Linked DNA regions of Homo sapiens: regions 1 and 2 are each linked to region 3. The links are chromatin loops, found by intact Hi-C in ENCODE. Cell type or tissue: ovary. All regions are shown on one strand. Region 1 overlaps WFIKKN2 (WAP, follistatin/kazal, immunoglobulin, kunitz and netrin domain containing 2). Region 2 has its middle 15 kb from the start of MIR8059. Region 3 overlaps SPATA20 (spermatogenesis associated 20).

Region 1 (5,000 bases), 290 kb before region 3:
GTGTGTGTGTGTTGCACACTAGGAGAAACAACATAACATGAGCATTAAGAGCTCTGGGCTGGGCGCGGTGGCTCATGCCTGTAATCCCAGCACTTTGAGATGCCGAGGCAGGCGGATCACCGGAGGTCAGGAGTTCGAAACCAGCCTGACCAACATGGCAAAACTCTGTCTTTACTAAAAATACAAAAATTAGCCAGGCATGGTGGCACACGCCTGTAATCCCAGCTACTCAGGGAGGCTGAGGCACGAGAATCGCTTGAACCCGGGAGGCGAAGGTTGCAGTGAGCTGACATCATGCCACTGCACTCCAGCCTGGGTGACAGAGTGAGACTCCATCTCAAAAACAAAACAAAACAAAAACTCTGAAGTCAGACTGGCAGGATTCAAGTCTTGGCTCTGCCACTCATCCGATTTGGGGCAAGTTTCTTATCCCGTCTAGCCTTAGTTTTCCTACCTACAAAATAGCCTTCTGTCTCCTCCAGTTGCAGTGGAGCTTACAAGAGCTGGTACCTGGCACATAGGACGTGCGCAAGCATGCTGCTGTTTTACAATAGGACAAGGGGACGGAGGGAGTTCCCCACGGCCTAAGGCAATCACCGATGCTGTGGACTCTAGTCAGGGTTCACCCCATCCCTGCTCTCCAGCCCCACTGTCCGGGGGGTGACATCAGACTACGGAGCGGCTGGCTAGACAATGGAGCAGAGTGTCCTAGCAGGCTGGAGGTGCTGGGGGAGGCGGAGGGTGGAAAAAGCCAAGCTGCCCTGCCCCAGAGGCCCTGGGGGCTGATCTGGAGACAGGCCCGCTCGGGAATAGTCCTCTGAAGAGGCAAACTGAGGGTCAGAACAGGAAGGAGAGAGCCAAGTGGGTGCAGGAAGGTGAGGAGTGAGTATCCAGGGCAGACAGGAGACAGGTGAGTCTAGCCTGGATAAAGGGGCCTCAATTTCGTTATGTCCCAGGACCTAGGCTGGGGCCAAATCTCCTCGATTTGACTGAGCAAAGCAACCTCCCGAGACTGGCTGGCAACCAGGCCCTGGGAGCTCCATCCACCCTTTCCTGAGCTCCTGCTAGATGCCAGGCTTTGTATAAGGCCTAGGGTAACAGAAAGAAAGGACCCCGGCTTGGTTTCAAGGATAGAAAATGAATGCCAGGTAGTAGGTCAGAAGTTATAATAGGTTCGAAACCACCCATTCCCTAAGTGCCCATATTTTCTGAACCCCAAATCAGTCTATAGTGGGTGTTCACTTTGGATATACTCTGTGAGCAATAGAATAAAACATTTGAAACTGCAAAGCCCCAGACCCAGAAACGTGAGGGGAGGCCTTTCGGTTCTGGGGTCTGTTCTGAGCTGAGAGCTGCCGAGGGTGGGAGGGGGCAGGGGGCAGCCACTCGGCGCCAGGTCCTCCTTCCTGGGCTTTCCAGTTGTACCCGGTTAATAGGGCCCAGCTCCCAAGCCTCTTGTAGAGTGATCTTACTACCCTCTGTTTTACAGATGAGGAAACAGAGACTCAGAGAGATTGCAGGTAAGCAGCAGAGCCCAGATTCAGACCTAGGCAAGTCTGACTTCACGGGCTGAGTTTTCTCGCTCTGCCAGGTGGGGCTGGAGTGTGACAGGGATCCCAGGTCTGGGGCTGTATGTGGGCAGTGGTCTGGTGAGAGGGAGCCCCACAGTGGGATTTTCCTGAACCTCACACCTTCATCAGGGAAGCAGACGTGCGACTGGGGGCCCTGCTGTCCCGGCCCAGCCGCACGTTCAGGTCCCGTATCTGTGCAAATGGGGTTGAAAAGGGAGGTGACAGGTGCTGGCATGTGGACAATTGCCCCCACAGCTTGCATGGTAATGTGCTAGAGCTCGAGCTGGAAGCAGGTGCACAGAATGTCCCTGGGCCTCTGAGGACAGGGTGAGACCATCCTCACCCTCCTTGGTTACCTGACCTGAGCAGGGTGGGGACCCGTGGCTGCTGCTCACACCACTTTGGTGGCTAAGTTTTGTGCTCAGTGTTCTCCCGATGTCAACTTGAGAAACCCTGGATCCTCTGCCTCTGTTCTTCCTGCTCCCGACCTCCTCCTCACGCCCTTATTGCAGATGAGATGGGCTGGGCCAGGCTAGGCTGGGCCTGGATTCTTCTTTTGGGTTGGGGCCCGGGAAAACACAGGCAACTGTGCAGGGAAGTGGTGTCTCTTGGGGACAAACAGGCTGTGGGGTGTGCCATGGCTGAACACGTCTCCATGCCTCGGGAGCTGCTGTGGGCCTTCCTGGGGCCAAAGGCACTGCTGTCCCCATTCTGGGAACCAAGCCCCACACCCTGACCTTACCTAGGGCTTTGACACAGTCTTCCTGGGACCAGGCCTCACCTAGAGGCCCCCTAGTGAGTCACAGCTGGCAGCTGTCCTTGCCTGCTCCGTTCCCATCTCCTCCACCTTCTTGCCTCTGAACTTGACACCATTGGTGGAAGGGTCTGGACACTGCACCTGACCAACTGTGCTGTCACGCTGGGGTGAGAGCAGGTTACAGATCAGAACACCTGGGCTGGGCCACCCACCCCTTCCTGCCTTTGTGTTCTTGGCAAGTCACCTCACCTCTCTGACCTCAGCTTAACTCACGGAGCTGAGCTGAGCATCAGTTAAGGGGCCTTGGAGCTGCAAAAGGGGCCCACATATTACCAGCATCTCTCCATCCCCCAAAGATGCTCCCAGTGGCCAGACTTCCCTCTTGTAAGGTCACCAAAGCAAATGACACTACCCACCTCCCTCCCTCCCCCATCATAACCCAAACGAATCACACAAGAAGGGCAGTTGATACTATGAGCTTTTAATTGGTATCTTCCTCCTTATATTTGAGGAAGAAATGAGGACGCCCCACAAGGACCTTCTTCAGCTTGGAGGGGCAGGGACAGAATAGGGCAGAGGAGGGTAGTGGGGGCAGATGCAGAGCTGACAGTGGGGTTTCCCAATCCTCTCTCTAGCGGCCGGAGGGCCAGGATCACACAGGAAGCCTGGAAACACAAAAAAATCATCGACGAGCTGCCCCATCCTTTGCCCAGGTCTCACAAAGAGCCTCCTTCCAGGTTCCCGTGGGTTCCTGAGGCCGCCACCAGATGGGAGCATCGAGCAATGTTCCTTTTCCTTCTCCAGCCACCTCCCTCCTCTCTCAGTCCTTTACTACCCCCTTCCCTGCCTGCTTTTTCATCTTCCTTCATTTCTCCTGCTACCAAACAGATCCCGGGGCTTTTGTCTGATCTATGTCCAAGGAAGCCAGTGGCATATGAAAGCACACCATCCATCAGACAGAAACTCCAGACAGTTGTGAGTCCAGCGGAGGGGTGTGTCTGGGGGCCCTGGGATGAGGGTATCTGTGTTGGGGCTCTAAGAACTGGGCAGTGACTAACATCTCTCTGTGGTCCTGGCACCCAGTAAGCATTCAGAGAACATCCACTGAGTTGAACTGAACTAGATCGACAAACCAGTGCAGCCAAGGAGAAGAAATACGTATTCTGCTGGTGCCGTGGTGGCCTCAGAGGCAAGCCGACCACCACCCAAAGGCACCCGTTTCAGCAGCTTCCATTCAGGGCAAGTCATATGCTGGGCTGGACTCTGCCGCCAGCTTGCTATTGCCCATGCCCCTAACTCCGAGTGGCCTCTGCTCACAGCAATCGAGGAGGCTGTGGGAAAGGTGTCCCATGAGTCCCTGGGCCCTCCTATCTCTCCCCACCTACCCCCTTTGCAAGCCAATCCATTCAACACTTCCTGTGACCAGCACACAGCGGCCATCTCTTAAACCCTTGCTGGGAGACTGGCTAGGGGAGGGTGACTGGGAGAGCCAGGGGTGTGGGGCCAGTGAGGGGAGGAGGAGAATATCTGAGCAAGCTGGTGGTCACGAGTAACTTCCATGTGTCCACTGACTTCTCCTCTTGTCCCCCTCAGCTAAAAAAGATATGAACCCCTTATTGAACCCAAAGAATAGATGCTGATCTGAGACCTTCTGTGGCTTTTTCTGTGACACGTCGGTTGATGTTTCCCTGCTGTCCCAAGCCTGTCTAATCTGACCTCGCCCAGTTTGCTGAGAGGCATTGGGGTGGATAGGTGGAAGAAGGCCAGGGAGGGGGCAGGGAGGGGTGGGGGGCTTCAGTGCAAGCCAAGAAACTCCTTGAGGACGTCACAGGTCTTCTTGTGCATGACCTCACGAAGCTTCCTGACCCGGCGGGCACTCGATGCGCCCACAAAGCTATCGGGGCGCAGCATGGCCATGCCGCCGTCCACCTCCCCCATGATGATGAGCGGCATCTCGCTCACGGTCACGTTGGGGCAGGGGCATGCCCAGTCCACGTGAAGCAGAGTGACCTCCAATGGCTCCTGGCCCAGGAACTTGAGGCCCATTTTCTCATCCTTTAGGACCTCATCCACAGTCACCAGGGCGCGGCCCGAGTCAGGCTCCTCGGTCAGCTCAGAGACTCGGCCCAGGATGACAAAGTCGCTGCGACAGAAGCTGGTAACGAGCTTCTGCCGAGGCTTGCAGGCCCGACAGCGCTGGTTCCCCCTGGGGAAGGGGCACGACTCCTCACAGGCCTCACGGCTCTCAAAGTTGTTGCCATTGCCCTCGCAGCCACCATAGACAAAGGACTGGCACTGGCCCGTCTGGCTGTTGTAAGCCCAGCGAGGCGCGTAGGCTTTGCAGGGCCCCTGCAGGGCGGGCAGGCTGCACGCGGCCAGCGGCCCGCTCATGCAGGCCAGCATGCAGGCCTCATAGGTCTCAAAGTGGTTGAGGTTACGGTGGCAGTGGCCGAAGGTGAAGGTCAGGCAGTTGTTGGCCTGGGCATCGAAGTGCCAGCGGGTCTGCTCTTCGCCACAGTCCTCACTGTCTGGGGGCTTCAGGCACTCGGCCGCCGGGAAAGCCGTGCCATTGGGGCTGCTCTCTGAGGTGGCTGCAGCCTGATGACCCCTGACCACCGACAGCGGGAAATCAGCCCTCAGGACCCCAGCCACGTTCCGGGCCGTGCAGGTGT
Region 2 (5,000 bases), 230 kb before region 3:
AATCCTGTGGTTATTGGTTTAACGTCTGCTCCATTAGATCACCAGGGAGCAGGGCCCGACAGGCTGTGTGGGGTCAAGTCCCTGTTATTCCCATCTAGACCTGTGTGAACTGGGGAAAGCTAGTAAACCACTGGGCCTCAGTCTCTTCCTTGGAAAAATGGCAGTAAGGCCCAAGGCAATCCTCCAGGTAGAGCGCTGAGCTCAGTGCCTGGCCCACTGTTCAGTACATGTTAGCTACTATGGGGGCCATGGAAAGGAGGCCAATGTATTTATCTGGAAGCGCTCAGGCTGTTCAGATGACTTCACTGTATTTGGCAAGCTCTCCGAGTGGCATAAACAAACAGCACTCTGAGTAGACTGCTCAAATGAGGCAGGTTTGAAACTGCCTCTTGGCAAATGCACATTCAGGGAAATTAGAGAGATGTGTGCATTTGCTGATTTTAGTTGCTTGTCATCCAAATACCAATCGAGAGGGGAGGATACAAATCTCAAGATGGGCTGGAGGCAGTGTTCCCCCTATGGAAGCCTAAGGGGGCCAAAGATCCAATTCCTGCAGGGGGTGCTTGGGAACTCAGCCTTGGTTCATCCTGCCTAGGACTTTGACACTGACTGAGGGTTATTGAGAAGCTGGGACCATTGAGGTGTCACTCCTCTAATGTTGGGGTCCCAGCTGCCACCATCAAAGGGCAGTGATGGTTGTGAGGTTGGCATGATTGTCCTCATAAGACCCTCCCTGTGATTCTGCCTCCCAGCCTTCTGGGTTCCTGCCCAATTTGTCAGGCTGGTTCCAGTTTACCCTGTGACTCTATGAACCATCCATCATCATTCCAGAAAATTATTTTTGGGCTATAGTTAACCAGGGTTGTTTTCTATTGTTTACAACCAGGATCGTCTCCCCTCCCAGAAGGGGCTGAGTACCAACCCTCAGAAAACCTCATCCACCACCTTGGCTCTGCCCTACTCATTACTGGGAGCATAAACTTCCCTAGGGTGCTATGGGGCGGGCATGTGTCAGTCTGTACTAGGAGTACCCTGAAAACAGGGCAAAAGATGTGCCAAGCTAGATTAGGAAATGTTAACCAGGCTTCTTTCTCTAGCATGTCATACCGCCCCGCCCCAATGCAGGTGGCAGCAAGGATGTCCTTGGGGCAGGAATGTTTCAGAAGAAATGAAGAGAAGCCAGTGGAGCTAGGTCTTGGATACTAGCTTCAAAGTTGAGGTCCTTGCCTCAGTAAAAACACTGATCACACGATGGCTCTCTCCTCCCCACTCCAGCCCTGTTGTCTGGGCTGCAGTAGGGGCACTGCAGAGCTCAGGGAGTAGAGGGGCGCAGTGGTGAAGGCACTTCCTGGTGAAGGCACTGAGGTACCATCTCCCAGAACACCCTCATGTCTCTACACGTAAGGAGACATGCTGCTGTGGCTTGTCTGGGCAGAGAGGGCCTGAGACAAACCCCTCCCCACAGTTTCCCATTGAAGTGGCTGAGAGAGGGTTCTGGGACCACATGAAGCTCAGGATCAGGATGGTATAACAAGGAGGCCAGGTGGGCCGCGGGCCCTCATGGTGAATGCTGATGGGATGGACACGGGCAGTAATGAATCCAGTGAGAACGGAAATCAGCAAATGATGCCCGATAGGGCCAGAGACCATCTTTACAGATACCAGCAGAGAAAACGAGAACGACCAAGATCAGAGCCCTCTCCCTGCTGACACCATTAGCTGGGACCCCAGGGCAAAGGGGGAGGCAAAAACTTAGAATTGACTGAAGAGGCCAGGCGTGGTAGCTCACACCTGTAGTCCCAGCACTTTGGGAGGCCAAGGCGGGTGGATCACAAGGTCAAGAGTTGGAATCGAGCCTGGCCAACATGGTGAAACCATGTCTCTACTAAGAATACAAAAATTAGCCAGGTATGGTGACACATGCCTGTAATCCCAGCTACTCGGGAGGCTGAGGCAGGAGAATCACTTGATCCCAGGAGGCAGAGGTTGCAGTGAGCAGAGATCGCACCACTGCATTCCAGCCTGGGTGACAGAGCAAGACTCCGTCGCAGAAAAAAAAGAATTGACTGAGGAAACCCTGAATTCTGTAATAAAAATGTTTCCACATCGTGCAACATGGGAAATGGAGGTGGAAATCCAAGTCAATTATAGAAAATAGAAACATTCACACTTCTGACTTTGTAACCCATGAAGCTTGTGCCCCTACAAGGAGATCTCACCCCCATGTAACCTGGGTGCCAACCCATTACCTAAGAAAACAGACAGGCCTGGAGAGCTTTAGGGAGAGTTGTGGAGGGACGGACTTTGAACTCTTGTAAAGTGACTTGCTTTTATTAGGCACCTACTGTATACCAGGCACATTGCTGAACACTATATATTATTTATTTTTCTTTTTTCTTTTCTTTTCTTTTTCTTTTTCTTTTTGGACAGTCTCACTCTGTTGCCCAGGCTGGAGTGCAGTGGTGCCATCTCAGCTCACTGCAACCTCCATCTCCCAGGTTCAGGTGATTCTCGTGCCTCAGGCTCCCGAACTATATATTATTTCTTTCTGTTTTTGTTTGTTTTGTTTTGTTTTTGAGACAGGGTCTCACTTGGTTGCCCAGGTTGGAGTGCAGTGGTGCGGTCTCAGCTCACTGCAAGCTCAGCCTCTGGAGTAACTGGGATCATAGGTATGTGTCACAACGCCTGGCTAATTTTTGTATTTTCACTAGAGACGGTGTTTCGCCATGTTGCCCAGGCTGGTCTCAAACTGCTGGCCTCAAGTGATCCGCCCGCCTTGGTCTCCCAAATTGCTGGGATTACAGGCATGAGCCACCATGCCCAGCCTACATATTCTTTCTAAGTGAGGTGGAAATTATTATTTTCTTTTTGCAGACAAGAAAACTACAACACAGTTGCTGAATGAGGGAGCCAGGGTGCATTGGGCTGATTTCCCACAGGACAGTTTATGGACTCCTTGGATAACCAGGAATACTGCTCTGCGGCTTTACACCCAAAGGTGGTGCTGGGAGAGATGGGAGACCAGGGAGGGACTGAATTAAAAATGCAGGTTCTTGGAGGAAGCTCAGGCAGGAGTGGGGCGGCCCCTGGTGGACACACGGAGAATGGCAACTCGGTGGTGCGGACCTGCCCTGCCCAGTGGCCTTGCATGGGAATGGCAGGGAAGGAAAGGGGCAGGCTCAAGAGGAGGTATTGAGAGGGGCTCCCATGTTGGAGCTCAGTCCTGGGACAGCAAAGGCTACTCCTGGGGCGCGGGGGCGGTATGGGAAGGGGCATTTCATGAGGACAGGCAAGAGGAAGGAAGCTGACCTTCACTGAGCGTTGACTATGCTCACAAGATACAGGTGGGAAATGATATCGACTTTTAAAACGGGCCCGCTGGGCGCGGTGGCTCATGTCTGTAATCCCAGCACTTTGGGAGGCCGAGGTGGGCAGATCACTTGAGGTCAGGAGTTCGAGACCAGCCTGGCCAGCATGGTGAAACCCCATCTCTACTAAAAATGCAAACAAATTAGTGGGGCATCATGGCACATGCCTGTAATCCCAGCTACCTGGGAGGCTGAGGCAGGAGAATCGCTTGAACCCGGAAGGCAGAGGTTGCAGTGAGCCAAGTTCCCACCACTGCGCTCCAGCCTGGGCGACAGACCAAGACTCCATCGCAAAAAAAAAAAAAAAAAAAAAAAAAAAAAAAAAAAGGGCAAAGATATCCAGGCACATGCGAACCAAAAGAAAACCAAGGTCATGACATGAAGCTCAAAAAATTATATGAAACACGACGGATCTCTTTGTACTGCTAAAAGGGAAAGACCCCAGAAAATAAAACGTGCACCAAGTAACATAATGTAAAACACATAGGCCGGGCGCGGTGGCTCACGCCTGTAATCCCAGCACTTTGGGAGGCCAAGGCGGGCGTCACGAGGTCAGGAGATCAAGACCATCCTGGCTAACACGGTGAAACCCGGTCTCTACTAAAAATACAAAAAATTAGCCGGGAGTGGTGGCAGGTGCCTGTAGTCCCAGCTACCTGGGAGGCTGAGGCAGGAGAATGGCGTGAACCCGGGAGGCGGAGCTTGCAGTGAGCCGAGATGGAGCCACTGCACTCCAGCCTGGGCAACAGAGCGAGACTCTGTCTCAAAAAAAAAAAAAAAAAAAAAAAAAAAAGTGCACATCAAGAAAGTGAAGAGACAATCCACAGAATGGGAGAAAATATTCATAAATCATATACCTGATCAGGGACTTGTAACCAGAATATGTAAAAAGGCTCTTACAACTCAATAAGAAGACAACCCAATTTTAAAATAGGCAAAGGCCAGGCTCGGTGGCTCATGCCTGTAATCCCAGCACTTTGGGAGGTCAAGGCAGGCAGAACACTTGACGTCAGGAGTCCTAGACAGCCTGGCCAACATGGTGAAACCCCATCTCTACTAAAAATACAAAAATTAGCCTGACACAGTGGCACGAGCCTGTAATCCCAGCTATTCGAGAGGCTGAAGCGGGAGGATCACTTCAGCCCGGAAGGCGGAGGTTGCAGTGAGCCAAGATCACATCACTGCGCTTCAGCCTGGGCGACAGAGTGAGACTCCGTCTCAAATAAAATAAAATAAAATAAAATAAAATAAAATAAAATAAAATAAAATAAAATAGGCAAATGATTTGAATAGATGTTTCTCTAAAGAAGACATGCAAATGGCCAATAAACACAAGAAGAGATGTTCAACATCACTAGTCATTAGGGAAATGCAAATCAAAACCAAAATAAGATACCACTTCACACTCACTGGTATAGCTACAGTTTAAAAGACAAATAAAAAATAGACCTTCTCAATCCCCCTGTCTCTGTGAACTTCCGCTGGGAAAAGCGATGCACTGGCGAAAGCCGTGTGAGGGGGGCCTTTGGCTCCAGAGAGACGGCGCGAGAGCCCCAGTGGGAACCACCCGGAGACCCAGAAGATCGAATTCGCCACTGCGCTGCGCGGCCGCCACACTCGCCGGGATCGGCC
Region 3 (5,000 bases):
GCACTTACAATGTGCCAGAACCACACTAGACCCTGGGGATACAACAGTGGCAGAAAGTCCTGATCTTTGAGGAGCTAAAATTTGAGTTTTGGGAAAGAAACCTTTAACCACAGACAAGGCACATGGGTGATAGGGAGCAGGCACACATAGAGCGTCCTACTTCTTCATGGCACTCACCACAATTTTAACTGCACATTTGTGCATGTGTTTTTGCATCATTACTGCATTTTCGCTGTCTCCCCTACCATACTGTAAGCTTCATGAGGGCAGAGACCAAGTGAGCCTTGGTCAATATCTGAATCCATGGGTGTCAGTTACTGTGCTAAGCATGTTTACAGAACAGCTACATTCATCTTTACATCAACCCTGTAAGGTAGTACCAATGTTAGCTCCATTTTACTTATTAAGAAACAGGCCAGGCATGGTGGCTCTCGCCTGTAATCCCAGCACTTTGGGAGGCCGAGGTGGGCAGATCACTTGAGCCCAGTAGTTTCAGACCAGCCTGGGCAACATGGAGAAATCCCATCTCTACAAAAAATTAGCCAGGCATGGTGGTGCATGCCTATAGTCCTAGCTACTCAGGAGGCTGAGGTGGGAGAATTGATTCAGCCCCGGAGGCAGAGGTTGCTGTGAGCCAAGATCATGCCACTGCATTCCAGCCTGGGTGACAGTGAGACCCTGTCTCAAAAAAAAAAAAAAAAGAGAAAGAAAGAGAGAAAGAAAAGAAAGAAAGGAAGAAAGGAAAGAGAAAGAAAGAAAGAGAAAGGAAATAAAAAGAAAAGAAAGGAACGAAACAAAACACGCTGAGTGTAGTGGTTCATGCCTGTAATCCCAGCACTTTGGGAGGCCGAGGTGGGAGGATCACTTGAGCCCAGGATTTCAAGATCAGCCTGGGCAACATAGCAAGACTCTGTCTCTATTTAAAAAAAAGAAATTGAGACACAGAAATATTACAGCAGCCAAAAATCACGCCATTAATAAGTAGCAGAGACACAAAGCCAGGAGGGCTCCTGCCCACACCAGCTCTTCACCCACGCTGCACTTACACCTCCCAGGACCCCAGACTAGCCCTGCACCCCCACTGACCGTCCTTCAGACGCAGGGGCAGGCCAGCCCCCAGCTCAGCCTCACTGCAGAAGTAGCCGCCACCCTGGGAGTCCCAAAAGAGCTTGTCCTGTGTGTCCTGCAGCCGCAGAGCCCACTCGAGCCACGCACTCTCCTGTGAGGCCTCATACAGGTCCAGCAGGCCCCGCACCACGAAGGCGTAGTCCTCCAGGAAGCCCCAGCAGGGTGGGTTGCTGGGGGACAGGCATTACGGGAGGGGCTGGGGAGAGCCCCAGGAGAGAGGGCCTTTCCCAGAGGAGGCCCTTTCACGCATTTGTTCACTTAACCCTCCAGATGAACCCTCTTGGGCAGGTGCCATCAGCCCACTTCCCAGATGAGTAAATGGGCCCAGGGAAGCTACAAACTCACAGCAAGCACCTGGCAGAGCCAGGACTGGAGTCCACATGGAGGGGAGAAGTAGGGCAGAGGTAGGCTGGGGACGCGTTGGGGAGACGGGCCCTCCCGGTCTACCCAGCCCCCAACCTGTGCTCCACAGTCCCCCCAGGGCCGGTGTAGCAGGTCCGCATCAGGCGGCCACTGGCCACATCAAACATGTGCCGCTTCAGGAACTTGGCACCATTGGTGGCATAGTTGATCAGCCTGTCTTGGCCCAGGACAGCCCCAGTCACAGCATAGCCTGACACCATCAAGCCTGGAGCCAGGAGAGACAAGTAGTGGTAAGAAGCTGGCCAGGACCCTCCAGGCATGTCCACCCTATCACCTTAGGCCCCAACACCTCCCTGGAGCCATGGGTGATCCCTAAGATCTTGGGCTCCAAAGCCAGACATGGCGGGGTTCCCAGCCCTTGCGCGTGACCTTGGGCGGGTTACTCAAGCTCCTTAAGCCTCTTTTGTCAACTGAGAATAATAACGCTAATCAAGGGAGAGTGAGCATTTAGCCGCTGCCGGAAAGACAGGGGCTTTGTGAAGGGGGATCCTACAGACAGGCTCGGTCTCAGGTGTGCTGCCCCACCATTCCAGGCAGCCAGCATCTTGCTGTCCAGGTGCGGCTTGGGCCGATGCTTCCGGGCCTGGAAGAGCTTCTCCAGCCCTGAATTGAGCAAGGTCCGCACGGCCTCCACATCCAAGCCAAAGCGGGCAGCAGTCAGCTCCAGCGAGTACCGGACGGTCAGCACATTCTGGCCCTGCAGCTCCCCCTTGGGGTCCTGAGGAGAATGGCCTTTGTCTGCGAGCTCACACGCCTGGCAGGCACCAGGGCCCGTCAGGTGACCCCAGAAGTCCTCACCTGACTGGGGCTGATGTTACCAGCCTCTGTGAGGCCGTAGTGCTTCATGAGGAGCTGGCCTGAGGTCAGCGGCTCGGTGGCACCCAACACAGGCTCCGGGAGGAGCTGCTGAACCTCTTTGACCGTCCACACATAGTAGGCGCCCTCTTTGGGCCGCTGGCCCCGCTCTGGGGGCGAGTCTGCATCTTCTGCGCTATAGAAGCCTCCGGACTGTGGGGAGGGGAGAGTTGGCTGGCCCCGGCCCACAGGGCAGTGGAGGCCCCAACCCCTCCCACAGCCAGGCCTGCCTGCCACCATGGACACACACCCGGTGGCTCAGGCTCCGAGCCACGTACTGCAGGATGCCTTTGGCCACGTCAGAGTAGAATTCATCACCAGAGAGCTAAGAAAGGGAAGAAAGGAGACTGTGAACAGAGAGGTCACTGGGGAGGCCCAGGTGGAAGGTGGCAACATTCTCTGAGGCAGGCGGGGGAGGGAAGCCTGGGTAGTGGGTACATGGGAGGGAACAGGGGATTCAGATTAAGAGAAGCCACAGTCACCAGGAAGGCCTTGGGAGGGGCAGCCAGAGTGAGATGCCTGTTCTCTGGGCTGGGGTCAGGGGTCACCTGGAAGGCCTGCGAATAGGCCACAGCGAGCTGTGCCTGGTCATAGAGCATCTTCTCAAAGTGAGGGACGTGCCACTGGCGGTCTGTGGAGTAGCGGTGAAAGCCCTGTGCGGATACAAAGCTGGAGGCCAGTCCCAGCTTCTGCCCCACCCCACAGCCCCCTGCTGCCCCTCCAGGGAACACCCAGTGCCCGTCACCTGCCCCACATGGTCCCGGATGCCCCCGTTAGCCATCATTTTCAGGGTATGCAAGGCCATCTGCTGGGCCCGAGAGCCATCCTGAGTCAGTCGATGGCTGAGCCAGTAGGAGAACAGGAAGCTCAGGATCACTGTGGGGGCACCAAGAACATGCAGGTGAGAGAATGGGAAAGTGGGGACAGAGATCGGGGTGGTCAGGAGGCCTTGGGCCAGGCAGAGGCTGGGAGTTCACTCAACAGGCAGTCTCTGGACAGGCTGTGAGGTCAAGAGTCAACCCACAGGACAGAAGGTAATAGCCTAAGCCAGAGGTCAGAATATCATTGGTTCACAGAGGACCAGTAAGTTACTTGTCCCCCTAGAGCCCAGAATGTCATTAGCCAAGTCAGGGTCACTGGGTCACTGACCAAGTCAGGGGACAGAAGGTCATCATCTAGGTTAAGGTGAGAGGGTCACTGCTGACACCAGCAGTCGGGTCTTCACCGATAGCTACCGACAGGCTAGGGGCAAGGAGGTCACTGCCAGTCAGGAGGACAGGAAGCTATGGGTGAGGCCAGGAGCCAGTAGGTCCCTGACCAGCATAGGAATCAGAAGGCCAAAGCCTGGGCTAAGGCGGGCGTGGGGCACTGACCCGGCGTGGGAAACTTGGGGGCCTCAGCGAAGCCACCGTATTCCTCATCATAGCCCTCATCCAGCTGCTGGAAGCAGCGATTGTTCACGGTGGCGGCAGAGGGCGGCAGCTGGCGGTCACCCACGCTGATCTCTGATCGGGCCAGCAGGGCAGTGGTGACACGCTGGCTATTTTCTAGCAGGGTGTTCTTGTTCTGTTTCCACTGCGGGAGGTGGGGGCACACCTGGAGGTCAGCTAGGGGGAGGGGCTCTTGTTTCCTAGTCCCCCACCCTGGTCCCCCAACTCCCGGAGGCACACCCACCTGTTCTCGTATTCTCAGCAACACTGTGCGGAAGCCGACTCGGGTCAAGCCATCCTCAGGAGGGAAATAGGTGCCCCCGACAAAGGGCTGGAGGTTGGGAGTCAGCCACACATTCATGGGCCAGCCCCCGCCGCTGCTGGTGGCCTGGCGGAGAGAGGGCGAGGGTGAGGGGAGCTGCTCTGAGCCCATGTGGCGCATACACTCCCGAGGAGGGCTGCTCACCTGCACGAACGTCATGTACACCTTGTCCACGTCAGGCCGCTCCTCACGGTCTACCTTCACACTCACAAAGTCCTCACTGAGCAGGCGGCCAATCTCCTCATTCTGGAAGGACTCCTCTTCCATCATGTGGCACCAGTGGCAGGTGGAGTACCCGACTGAACAGGGCCATGGGGAGAGGTCAGGGGGCCAGCAACGGGTCAGAGGGAGGCTGGCCAAGTGGCCCTGGCTACATGGAAGACGTCCTGGCCTCTAGTCTCCTGGAAGACCCGCCAGGCCGAGAGGACCCTCCCCCATCCACTGCCACTCCCTGCCCACACCCCCACATCAGGGAAGGTGGGAGCATTACCTGAGAGGAAAATCGGCTTGTTTTCCTTCCTGGCCTTGTCGAAGGCTTCCTGTCCCCAGGGGTACCTAGACCCAGCAGGGTGGGGCATCACTCAGTAGCCCAGGGGGTCTGGGAGGGGCCCAGGACCCCAGCGATTCCAGGCAGGGCCCCAGGAGAGGTGCTCACCAGTCCACAGGATTGTAGGCATGTTGTAGGAGGTATGGTGACTTCTCGTGGATCAGGCGGTTGGGGACCCTCTGGGGTGTAGATGAAGGATGGCTTCCTTTCCCTCCAGCAGGCATGGGCACTGAACTACTGACCGTCGCACTTCGGTCCTTGTCCCGGGAGGAGCTACCCCTGGCGAGGACTGGTG

The links. Hi-C counts contacts between places; a loop is a spot of excess contacts. Peaks named below come from ENCODE experiments on the same cell type or tissue, not always from the same donor. Only the 100,000 strongest peaks of a DNase experiment are listed, where the experiment ranks them.
Region 1: it touches region 3 in a loop (4-fold over the local background); 91 of 110 quality-filtered maps call a loop at or near these places.
Region 2: it touches region 3 in a loop (5-fold over the local background); 20 of 110 quality-filtered maps call a loop at or near these places.

The regions. Positions count from the first base shown.
Region 1 is chr17:50,840,142-50,845,141 of GRCh38, reverse strand. It overlaps WFIKKN2 (WAP, follistatin/kazal, immunoglobulin, kunitz and netrin domain containing 2), which reads right to left. Exons shown (of 2, transcript NM_175575.6): 2 at 2,789-5,000. The coding sequence ends at 4,123. Among named protein-coding and RNA genes, the nearest start is that of WFIKKN2, 7.1 kb to the right of the region's middle. RefSeq lists an enhancer at 197-722. In ovary, a CTCF peak has its summit at 3,111 (motif pointing right); a DNase peak (open chromatin) is centred at 3,081; H3K27ac peaks cover 649 bases.
Region 2 is chr17:50,781,425-50,786,424 of GRCh38, reverse strand. No RefSeq gene overlaps it. Among named protein-coding and RNA genes, the nearest start is that of MIR8059, 15 kb to the right of the region's middle. In ovary, a CTCF peak has its summit at 3,095 (motif pointing left); a DNase peak (open chromatin) is centred at 3,094; H3K4me3 peaks cover 296 bases; H3K27ac peaks cover 792 bases.
Region 3 is chr17:50,548,267-50,553,266 of GRCh38, reverse strand. SPATA20 (spermatogenesis associated 20) reads right to left here. Exons shown (of 17, transcript NM_022827.4): 3 at 4,814-4,984; 4 at 4,649-4,713; 5 at 4,303-4,457; 6 at 4,081-4,224; 7 at 3,780-3,981; 8 at 3,152-3,282; 9 at 2,955-3,059; 10 at 2,657-2,731; 11 at 2,350-2,559; 12 at 2,077-2,269; 13 at 1,588-1,756; 14 at 1,087-1,298. Among named protein-coding and RNA genes, the nearest start is that of SPATA20, 3.6 kb to the right of the region's middle. RefSeq lists a silencer at 4,185-4,406. In ovary, a CTCF peak has its summit at 2,258 (motif pointing left); a DNase peak (open chromatin) is centred at 2,216; H3K27ac peaks cover 987 bases.